2 separate regions of the Homo sapiens genome follow, and region 2 is linked to region 1. The links are chromatin contacts, found by Hi-C or POLR2A ChIA-PET in ENCODE. All regions are on one chromosome and are shown on one strand. Each heading gives the region's core, a stretch centred on a gene start or an enhancer-like site at or near the end of the contact. The rest is flanking DNA. Distances are from core to core; before and after follow the strand shown.

Region 1 (6,118 bases), core at 501-3,000:
CCCCTCCCCGTTATCATGTTCTCTGATGAGAACCCACCAAAGGCATTCCCTCTAATCCTGATGGCACAGGAGACTACCAGGGAACAACCAAAGGCAGTGCTGACCATCAGCTTCGTGGACTTGTCAATCTTAAGGTACACCAGGATCTAACAGGCTGGCTAAGAATACCGATTGCTGGGAGCCAACTCCTGGTGATTCTCAGCGTCAACAGGTCTGTCCAAGGCAATGGGGTGCAGGTGGGCAGGAGAGGAAGCCCCTGGAGAAAGCCCATCTGGCCCAGCCCCCTACTGGGAAGGGGACTCTTGGTCCAGGATCTCACCTAGCATCGGGGAAGAGACCGGACTAGAAGCCATCTCCACCTTCAGCCTGCATTAAGACTGGGACCCATAAGGGAAAACAAGAAGCCCCAGCCCCTTCCTGAAAGGAGGAAAAGAAAGGAAATATAAGCCCTGAAGCAAACCAAAGATGGCAGGGCAGCCTGGGACCTGCCCACCACACGGGCCGCTGCTTCTTCCTGACTGCAACAGGCCTCCTGGGAACCGCTTGGGCAGGTACCAGGAGGCTGCCTCCTGGAAACACAGGCTCACAGCAGAGCCAGAGGGAGGCACCACCAGTCCGTGTGGCCAGCTTCCAGGGCAGCCACTCCACAGGGGCTGCCTGACCCTCCGTTTCATCAGAAACAGACTCCCTCCCTGGGGGCCACCATTCAGGATGACCCCAGCACTAACTGCAAGCTCAGCCCTCAGACAAAGCCAGCTCTGTTTCCTGCCTCCGGACGGTGAAGGGGCAAACGGGCCAGAGACCCTCTGCGTTTTCTTTCTTTCAGGCCGTCTGCATGAATGTGAAAACAATCGCATTCTGAAAGCGTTTCCACACCTCTCTTCAGTCTGAAACTTTTATTTTAAAACAAATAAACCAAACACACAGAAAAGCTGATGGCCATGCTAACTTAGGCGCTTTAACCACAAAACTCGCCAGCAAGTAACAGCTCATGGGGCACTGCACCCCGAGCGCTTCAGAGAGCACTGCCAACTTCTACTCTTACTCAGATCCCCCCGCCCAGGCACTGTGTGCCCCAGGTCCCAGTAAAAACGCATTGAACTGTTTAGTGAAATCTCCTGTAAATGAGATCCAGGAAAAAGCTGCGCTTTATTTCATCCATTAAATATTAGTCACATTGACCTGTTTTACAATGAGGGCAGGCTGTTATTTTTAACGGTGACAATAGCAATAAAATAAATTCTCAAATTCTCAATTATGCAGGGGCTAATCATCTTGTTGGTAGATTAGGCAGGGTCCTTACCTTCCCCCAGCAGACATATGGGGCTGGGACGGGGAGCTGCAGCCAGCAGACTGGGATGGCTCTAATAAAAGGCTGCTGCCAGGAGAAAGGAGAGGCGGGATTATGGGCTGGGAGGACACTATTTCTGTACCACAGCCGGGCTCCCTTTCAGAAGGAACACCTGGCCTGACCTCCCCAGCACCAACCTGGAACAGAAAGCGACCTGCGGGAGTCACCTGTCAAACCTCCCATCCATCTCCTGGCCAACCCAGCCAACAGCTCCAAAGGCCTGGTTAGCGCTTGCCAAATCAAGTGGCAGGTACTGGGGGCAATGCTCACATGGGTCCTTGTACTCATGTCCTTGGAAGTAGCCGCGACATGTGCACTAGCCCCCGCTTCCCACCCACACACACAATGAGTTCCACTGCAGGCCCGGCCCCCACATAGGCAGGGATGGAGGCTGCGCTCACATCAGCTCTGCAAGATCCCCCAAACATGCCCCTTCCCATGTGCCCTGTGTGGGACTCTGCCCCTCCCTCCGAGGAATGCCATGGAGCCAGCTGGAACCACTGGGCAGGAAGTCGCATACCCAGGTCACTAACTGCTCCTCTCTGCCTGTAATTTGGGATCCAGAAATTCTCCCTTCCCTCCCGCGTACTGACTCTGTGCCATCGTGCAGGCCCCAGCCCGGGAACCGCACAACCATTTGGAAACAGGCCCTGGAGTGGGTCTACAGCAGAATCCCAGACCAGTTAGGAAGAAAGGCATGCGCTGGGGTCTAGGAACATTCCCACCCTGCTGGGAAGCTCCAGTGTGAGGAACTCTCCAACACAGCTGTGTGCGTAAGCTGGAAAAATTAAGGGCAGGTCAGCATCCACCCCAAATTCACAGAGAGGCCGTTTATGGCTCTGCTACTCACATCTCCCTTTCTTGGAAAACATTTTAATTTAGGTCTGACCTCTTGCATGGTGGGAAGGACCCAAGGTCCTTGAGTAACTCAGCGAAGGCAGGGGTCTCTACCTTCCCATCCTAGGGCAGACCCTGAACACAAGCTCCTTGAGCTCTCCAAAAACAAACCCACACCAAATGAAGGGACTCAGGCACTGGCTGCACTCCCCACAGGACGGATCAGCTGCTCTAGAGGGGCGGCTCTTCTCTGTGCTAACACGCACCCCACTTCTCAGTGGATCCTAACAGGCCGGCACTGGGCCACTCCCACAGAGCAACACAGTGCTGTCTGTGGTCACTTCTCTCAGCCAGGGCCACAGCGCAGAACTTTCCTGGAATGTTCTGAGTAGGCGGGTGGGGAGGGGACCAAAGAGGCACTGGGTTCTTCCTCTGTCCCTCCCTTCATTCAACAAACATCGACTCAACACCTGTGATAGGCCAAACACAGCAGTTTTTACATAGCCCTGTGTACCATGATCATATGAGAAGCATTTACTTCTCCGGTTCCCTTTCAATGTGGAAATTTGCACATACCATGCTAGGTAGACGGAGTAGTATCCTGAACCCCAAGTGCCCGTGACACAGTGCCAATCCTCCTCCGGTCGTGCCAATCTCACCTCATCTCTACCTCTAGCCACTGCCCGTTCTCAAACCCAGCAGGAGTTTATGGAATCCAAATCATAGGCATCATACCATTTTCTTTATCCAAGAAGAAAATGATTCATTTTTTTCTTTTGCCACATAACCATGATAGCATCACACTTAAATAAGTGATTGCATATATTTAATCATATTAAGGAATTCTTGTTTATTTATTGTCCCAGCTTCCCCACTTGGATGCATGTCTTTCTCTCTCACCCTTTTTCAAACATACACAGAGTCTCCAGCCCCAAGATGCTGACTCAGTGGCTGGGTGGGGTGAGGCTTCGATTTTAACAAGTTCCCAGGAGTCTCAGGACCAGCTCACTACAAACAACATTATGTGAGTGAGGAAAGCAGGGGCTTGGGCTGACCTCTTGGGGCTCAGGTGGAAGAGCTGAGCCTAGTCCAGCAGGGGGACAAAGGAGAAAGCACCAGGGCACAGAGGGCGGGCACTCAGGAAGGCAGTGGCGGACTCATGCAGCACTGGAAGCCCAGGCGACCCAGGGCCAGGCACACCTCACGGGCCTTCTGTATTGAGACAGAGCCTCCTGGAAGCCATGACACCCAGGAAACGGCTCCAGGTTCCTCCGGACTGACACGCCCCACGAGGAACCTGGCAGTGCTGCCCACTCTCACCACCCTCACCCTTCAATCGGTTATGGCCGAGGTCAGGGAGGCTTATGCTGAGTGGTGGCGCCAGTGCTGAACACCTCAGCAGCCACATCCCAGGCCTGGAGCTCTTCTTGCTAAGAAGGCCTCTGCCCCACCCCACTTGGTACTTCTGGCTCTTCCCAGGTTTGCCCCGTATGGGATAAAAAGGGGTCACGTATGGGTTAAAGGCTGGGGAAAATCAGCATTGTTTTAGGGACAATAAGGAGAAGAATCACTGATAAGCATCTCCGACATGCTGCTGGAGTACAGGACGCTCAAGAAGTACCTTCTTCAGACAGCCAACAGAGCTTATTCCTAAGCAGGACCCTTGTATATAAAAGGTGCAAAAAGCCACGCTTTTCAAAACAAATCAGAAGCATCTACTATATAAAAAGACTCTCCCTACCACAGGCTCTCCTCTATCATCGAGCTCCACTAGGGCTTTCCAAATATTTACTTGACACTCGCACTCTGCTGAGCTCCCCGTCACTGGGGACGGGCTGGGGGAATCGAGCGGCAGCCGTCCTCTCTGTCTTGCCCTCCTCCAGTCTTCCCTCCGAGCTGCTAGTAAACAGTAATAATGACTCTCGTCCCCTTCCTGCACGGTCCTTGGGTGGCATCTGCAGAAAGTGCTGGTTACACGCAGAGAAAACAGGGCGGGCCAAGGGGAAGGGAACGTGGGCTTTGGAGCCAAACAAGCAAATCCTGAGCCTGCCACTTGCCAGCCGTGTAGTTTTGGGCGAAATCCCCTCACTTCTCTTTCCTCAACTAATAAAGAGGTTGCCTAACAGAGCCTGCCCTCATGAGATCATTAGGTACAACACACACAGGTGCTTGGCAGATTAACTGGCAAAATCTAGGAGCTAGCTAGGAAAAAAAAGAAAAAGACCCCAAACCATACATTCAAAATAGCTGCTACTACGACCCTTGGAAATGACGTGGTTATTTGAGATGATGGTTAATGACGAAAGTACTGACAGGAGCCCCACCGCCCTCACACCTTACTGACCTTTACACAACTTTGAGAAACCCAGTAACAGGGCAAGACTCCTTTGTACAAAGGGCAACAGCAAATTCAGCAGTTTTCATGTGAGTTGTGAGTGAAGCCCAAGAGAAGCTCCACCAGCCGCCAAACGCCGGGTTGCCAGCCCCCAAGAACCCAACACCCAGGCCATCAAGGAGTGGGGTGTCCCCCACCCTCTTCTTCAAACTCTTCTCCACAAACAAAACAAGCTCTGCCCCAAACAAAAGCCAGCTCCTCTTCCGCCTGGGCCCAGAGCAGAGAGGCGCGGGGGGCGCCACAGAAACATCTCCCACCCAAGTGTGTCCCGCGCATTTGCCGGCGGAGCTCCGTGCGGCGGATACTCACAGCTTGCTGAGGCTGTCGAGCCCTGAGAAGGCGCCGCTCGTGTCCTCTATTGTGCCCGAAATCTCGTTATGGTCCAGATCCCTGGGGAGAGGACAGAAAGCAGCTCACCGAGCAGTCGGGGCGTGAAGGGAAAGCAAACTCTCACCCAGCCTGCTGCTCGGAAGCTGAAGTCCCCTGGGTGCATGCACCCTGGAGGCACAGCCGGGACGTAGGGTGAAGAGACACGTGGCCCTGGGAGGGAAGCCCTGTTTCTCAGCCTTCCAACCAAGATGACACATGCCTTAGACAAGAAACTTCCCTGGGCTCCACCTGCCTCCCTGTCTGCGGAGGCCACACTCAAGGGAAGGGAGGTGGTGCAGACAGCCCAGTCTGTATTCTGCCCCGAGAGAGCGGACATCTGGCCCCAGCACTGAGAATCAACCCAAAAGGTTCCTTAAGGCTCCCGTCTGCTCTCATACCAACCAGAGTCCCTTTTCTGGACATGACCGAGAAACTGCAGAAAGCACATGGAAGAAAGAGACCCGGCACAGGGCCGGCCCGTGGGCGCCTCCGTACCAGCCAGTGGGTCTGGAGCCCGGAGCCCATCTCCTCCCAAGGCCTGCAGGGCGCTGACTCTGAGCCAGGGAGGACATCTGGGTGCTGAGTCAGACTTGTGACCCACTCGCCAGGATCAGAGGGATGAGGCCAACTCAGCCCAGGCCCCTCCAACAATGCAAATCCCATGGCCGATGACTCAATGGCTTCCCAGCTTCCAGGAGCAGGTCACAGTGCCCAGGCGAGACATCACACCTGGAGACCAGGCCCCCATCCTGCCCTCTCCAACTTTCCACAAGGTTCTTGGTTCTTAAATTTTCCCCCCGAGCCCTTGCAGACACAGGCCAGGGAGAGAAAAGGAACTCTTGTCTCCTGTGAGAAGCTGCAGCAGGAATCAATGCTGCCAGCAGAGAGGGCAGCTCTGACTGAAGAGTGAAATGCTGGCGGTGACCTTTCTTGTCACAGCAGGAAGGTCAAATAGTGGAGATTCTGCTGCTGGAAGGGACTTCTCCTCTCAATGGGTTCCTTCCTATCATCTGCATACTGAAAAAACCAGGAACCAGGGACCCGGGGCTGTGGCTTTGTGTGCCTGTCTCTCTGCTCCTAGCCCTGGCTGCCAAAGTTTTTCTCTCCTTTCTGGCCCGCTCAGTCTGAATGTTCCCAGCCTTGTTATTTGGGCCTTGTATGGGCTC
Region 2 (5,539 bases), core at 1,463-3,962, 400 kb after region 1:
CCTGGGCCCTTTTGGGACCTTCCCCCAATCCTTCCCTCCCTCCCTGCACTGCATCACCTTTCTCCCCCACCAACACCCAACCCCAGCCCTGGTTTAGCTAGGCTTTGGCCATCTCCCTTTGTTGCCTCCACAGTGGGAGGGAACTGGAACAGGACAGGTCAGGGCTCCAGCCGTATGGGGAGGAGGTTTAGGGGACCTCGTGTGGAGACAAGACCCTGGAAACAGGCTTGGGGGGCTGGGGTGGGGTCAGGGTGAGAAGCAGTGAGAGAGGCCTGAAATGCGGCCTGGCCCCTCTCATACCATTTGGGCACCTGACGCAGAATGAGGGCTGCCATTTGGACAGGCTTGAGCCAAACCCCATTCCTGGGAGTGAGGCATCCCTGCTGTGTCTGAAAGACCCCACAGAGGATCTTTCATCCCCAAAAGGGAATTCACTGCTTTCTTGGCAATCACTTCCAGGCTTAACTAACTACCCTTAACAGGAGAAAGTTCATTCTCAGCTGCAACAGAAACTCTTCCTGCTTTGTTTTTCTTCAGTACCTCTCCAGAGACCCAGGAGGGATGGGTGTCTCTGCCCTCCATATTTTAACCTCTGATGAAATGGAGTGCAACAGAGCAGAGTAACTAAGAGCATTACACAGAGCTAAGTTTGACTCTCAGAGCATTCACAGGCTGTGTGACCTTGGGCAAGTTATGTAGCATCTCTGAACCTCAATTTCCTCATCTGTAAAATGGGGTGAAACACAGAATGTCTAAGAGAAACAGAAGCATACATCCATATAAAAACTTGCACATAAGTATTCATAGCAGCGTTATTTGTAATAGCCCCAAAGTGGAAACAACTCAAATATCTATTAAGTGATGAGTGGATAAACAAAATGTGGTATGTCCATACAATGACTACTATGCAGCTATCAAAAAGAATGAAGTACTGATACATGTTCCAACATAGATGAATTTTGGAAACATGCTCAGTGAAAGAAGTCAGATGCAAAGGATGACATATTGTGTAATTCTGTTTATATAAAATGCCCAGAACAGGCAAATCTATAGATAGGAAACAGATCAGAGTTGTCTAGGGTTGTAGGGAGGGGGAAACGGGGAAATGACTGCTAATGCATATGGGATTTCCTTTTGGGTGATGAAATGTTCTAACATTGACTATGGTGATGACTACAAACTCTGTGATATACTTCAATATATTCACTGAATATAATCCACTGAATTGTATATTTTAAATTGGTGAATTGTATGGTATGTGAATTATATCTCAATAAAACTATATTTTTTTAAAGGGATACAAAACCCATAGTACCTACATCATAGAGGCTATTGTGAAAATTCAATAATATAATGCCTCGAAAGTGTCTAGCATAGCATCTGACAAGCAATCGATGTTATCTTCAACAACAATATTAGTAATAATAAAAATATGTAGTTATATCTTATAGTATCATATAAAACAATAATTATATGATACACAATATTCCGTGTAACTATATGTTAAGTCTATATTATCATAAAATAATTATAAAAATAATATTTTTTTTCACCCTCTGTCTCTTCCTCCTCTTAAAACTTTGATTCTGGGTTGATCCTCCAATTTTTTTTAACATTATCAAAATTACTTTTGAACATTTTGAATGTTATATATATTACCTAATATATACAACGTATCTATCATAGTATATTATATATTATGTATAGACACATTATGTATAATGTGTCTATACATAATATAGACAGGACCCGATCCCCACAGCTTGAGACAATCAATGTGGTGTTCAGAAACAGAACTAAAAGGGCATATTTTCCTGGAGACACGTTGGCTCAACGTGAAATTCCCCTGTAGCCTCAGTTTCCCTCAAGGCCTGCTAACCAGAGACCTGAAGGTGGATTACTATCCAATTTTACTTGCTATTGGCTGGACAAATCTCCCTGTTCATTTGTTGTATCAATAAATTAGGGTGGAATGTTAGACACATTATGTGTCTATACATAAATATATAATACTATGATAACTGTGATATATCTTTATGGGATTATTACTATACATTGTCATATGTAATAATATATATTACGTGCCATATAATACATTCAGTTGTATAATATACAATTATTATGAAATATGATAGTAGTAGTAGTGTTCACCCTATGACTGGTCTTTCTTTTAACCTTTCTGAATTTGGAATGGTTTCTCCAATTCTTTGAACCTTTGCTGGCCCCTGATATATTTGGAAAGAAAATTGCTCTGAATTTGGAGAAATTAAATTACAGTAATGACTCTAATTCAACTGCCTCGTGTAGCTCAGGCTGGAAGATAGAAAAAATATCCCAGGCCGCTCCTACGGCTGCTCCTGGGAGCCCTGTGAGGGGGCCAGGAGGAGGTGGGGGACACGCCGCTGAGGGTCCCGGCGACACGCCAGGGGGCCCCCCGATGCGGATAAAGGGCTGTTTCTTCCCAGCCTCTTTGGAATGCCCGGCTGCCTTTTGAAAGGGGATCCCCAGGACTCCGGTCCAGATCTGGGGTTTCTCCCTCCTTGCTGTTGATCGGGAGCGCTGCCGCAGGTGTCCCATTTTCATTAAAATGCACATCAGAGCGCCTACTGGAGCTGGTAACAAAGACAACATTGAAACCGGGTGTCCGCCTTCCGCGGCCAAGCAGGGGGCAGGACAATGATTTCCCCAGGATGTGTTCGCTGCCTGGCTTCCCCACAGAGCGCTCCGTCAGGACTCAGTCATGGGTGAATGCCGGGCTTCTGAGAAACTCCAGCTGAGCGGAGTTGTTGCAACTTCAGAACTGTTTCTCCAAGTGAGGGAGGAGGCCTTCTGGAAGGAGGCAATCAACAGTTTCCCGATCCCCACAGCTTGAGACAGTCAGTGTGGTTTTCAGAAACAGAACTAAAAGGGCATATTTTCCTGGAGACACGTTGGCTGGATCTGAAATTCCCCTGTAGCCTCAGTTTCCCTCAAGGCCTGCTACCCAGAAACCTGAAGGTGGATTACTATCCAATTTCATTTGCTATTGGCTGGACAAATCTCCCTGTTCATTTGTTGTATCAATAAATTAGGGTGGAAAAAAAGGAAATAGTCTTACTTTGCAGATATCTTTGGGGTGCTTGGAGGTTGTACCTGATATGGTAAAAACTTTCTTATAATGAAATTTATGTACGTGTGTGTTTGGGGGGAAAAGGAATATATTTATGAAAGTTTTTTTTTTTTTTTTTTTCAGAGAGACTGCTAGAAATAGTCATTTAGAGGGGAAAAAATTCAAATTACACAATATCAAAGCTGTATTGTGCAGCTACAGTGAAGGCCATGGGTAGCCCACGCTACTTTCTCTACGTGGGCCAGGAAAGCAATGACCCAACGCTGTCCCAGGACTCAGGGCTGATGAGTGGAGGAAAGGCTGGACTTCTGGACTTGTTTTTTTCTGTGCCCCCTTGGCAGGGCATTCTTTTTTTTTTTTTTTTTTTGAGACAGAGTCTCACTCTGTTACCCAGGCTGGGGTGCAGTGGTGCCATCTCGGCTCATTGCAACCTCTGCCTCCCGGGTTCAGGTGATTCTTCTGCCTCAGCCTCCCAAGTAGCTGGGATTACAATCATATGCGACCACGCCTGGCTAATTTTTGTATTTTTAGTAGAGATAGGGTTTCACCATGTTGGCCAGGCTGGTCTTGAACTCCTGACCTCAAGTGCTCTGCCTGCCTCGGCCTCCCAAAGTGCTGGGAATACAGGTGTGAGCTACCATGCTTGCAAAGTATGGTTTGCCCAACCATTCATGGTAGCTCCGGGTGTAAGGTTCACCTCCTCCTCTCCACTGATTTTGGAAACTGAGGCTTAGAGATATTAAGTGACTTTTTCCAAGGTCACACAGCCAGATAGCCACAAAGCTTTACCATTGTCATCATCCACGGAGGCTGGTTCCAAAGATGGTGGCTTCTTCGGTGTGAAGTTTGGGGACTAGAACTCCTTTGCTGTGCTGCCTGAGATGCTCCATGGAGCCATTTTTCTCTGGGATTCTACCATCTTCTCAGAGTGCTGCCAGGAAGTTGAACCCTGGTCCTTCTTCCTGCTGGCCCCATAGGACCCTTCTTCATGCCTCTCCAAGCCCACTCTCAACTGCTACCCTCTTTGCCTCTGCCCTTAAAAAGACAGGCTAACTCTGCTTTCTGCTCTGCCACAAAATTTAGTTGGGGCTCAGAAGCCCAGAACCTGCTACCTGCTTAAATGAGGGGAAGAGTAAGGGGAAAATGTATATATAGAGAAAAAAATAATGAATATGTCAAACTATTCTTCCCTAGGAGAGGAATAGCTAGGTCATATGGTTAGTGTATGTGTAACTTTCTAGGAAACTGCCAAAGTGTTTTCCAAAGTGGCTGTGCGATTTTGCATTCCGATCTGCAATATATGAGAGTTCCAGTTGCTCTGTATCCTTGTCAGCAGTATTGTCAGTTTTTTAAAAACGCACTTCAGTACCCGTGTGGTGGAATCTCATTGTGGTTTTTATTTCATTTCCCTAATGTCTAACAGGGTTTTGTCTCTTTTTATGGGCTTATTTGCCATCTGTAGATCTGCTTTAATGCAGTGTCTGTTCAAACCTTTTGCCCATTTTTAAACTGGATTGTTTTCTTATGATTGAGTTTTGACAGTTCTTTATATATAGTCATGTGCCACATGACAACATTTTAGTCAATGACGGACTGCCTATACGACGGTGGTCCCGTAAGAATATAATGAAGCTGAAAAATTCCTATTGCCTAGTTAGGTCATGGCCATCCTAGCATTGTAGTGCAATGCATTATTCACATGTTTGTGTCGAGGCTGGTGTAAACAAAGCTACTGGGCTGCCCCTTGTATAAAGTCTAGCACATAAAATTATGTGCAGTACATAATACTTGATAATAAATGACTATATTACTGGTTTATATATTTAATATACTATACTTATTATTATCATTTTAGAGTATACTCCTACTTTAAAACAAATTTAACTGTGAAACACTTTCAGGCAGGTCCTTCAGGAGGTATTCCGAAGGCATTGTCAGCATAGGAGATGACAGCTCCCTGCATGTTATTGCCACTGAAGACCTTCCAGTGGGACAAGATGTGGAGGTGGAAGACAGTGATATTGATGATCTTGACCCTGTGTAGGCCTAGGGTGTGTTTGTGTCTTAGTTTTTAATAAGAAACGTTTAAGGACTACAAATGTAGTTTTTAAAATAGGAAAAAAGCTTATAGAATAAGGATATAAAGAAAATATTTTTGTACAGCTTTACAAAAAGCCAAAAGGTTACAGTATGCTAAAGTTAATTTATTAGTGAAGAATGAAAAACATTTTTAATAAGTTTAGTGTAGCCTTAGTGTACAGTGTTTATAAAGTCTACAGTGTATAAAGCATACAGTCATGTCCTAGGCCTTCACATTCATTCACCACTCACTCACTGACTCACCCAGAGAAACTTCCAGTCCTGCAAGCTCCTTTCATGGTAAGTGCACGACACAGGTGTACCACTGTTTCTCCTTTATACTATAGTTTT

The links. Hi-C counts contacts between places; a loop is a spot of excess contacts on that map. ChIA-PET counts read pairs that join two places held with the same protein, here RNA polymerase II (POLR2A).
Region 2: a map of breast epithelium shows a loop between it and region 1 (3-fold over the local background). The contact joins two enhancer-like sites. A Hi-C loop is called at or near these places in 2 of 168 maps with a recorded cell type or tissue (breast epithelium and heart right ventricle). POLR2A ChIA-PET finds 5 or more read pairs at or near these places in 3 of 52 experiments (GM12878, MCF 10A and activated CD4-positive, alpha-beta T cell).

The regions. Positions count from the first base shown.
Region 1 is chr3:66,400,306-66,406,423 of GRCh38, forward strand. LRIG1 (leucine rich repeats and immunoglobulin like domains 1) reads right to left here. Exons shown (of 19, transcript NM_015541.3): 9 at 4,893-4,973. Among named protein-coding and RNA genes, the nearest start is that of LRIG1, 98 kb to the right of the region's middle. Within about 2 kb of position 1,751, at least 8 of the 41 ENCODE cell types and tissues checked have a DNase peak (open chromatin) inside an H3K27ac peak, as active enhancers do; they include breast epithelium, where a contact is called at or near this core.
Region 2 is chr3:66,795,704-66,801,242 of GRCh38, forward strand. The region is part of intron 2 of LOC105377144 (a long non-coding RNA gene); the gene reads right to left. Among named protein-coding and RNA genes, the nearest start is that of KBTBD8, 200 kb to the right of the region's middle. RefSeq lists an enhancer at 2,578-3,128. Within about 2 kb of position 2,713, at least 5 of the 41 ENCODE cell types and tissues checked have a DNase peak (open chromatin) inside an H3K27ac peak, as active enhancers do; they include breast epithelium, where a contact is called at or near this core.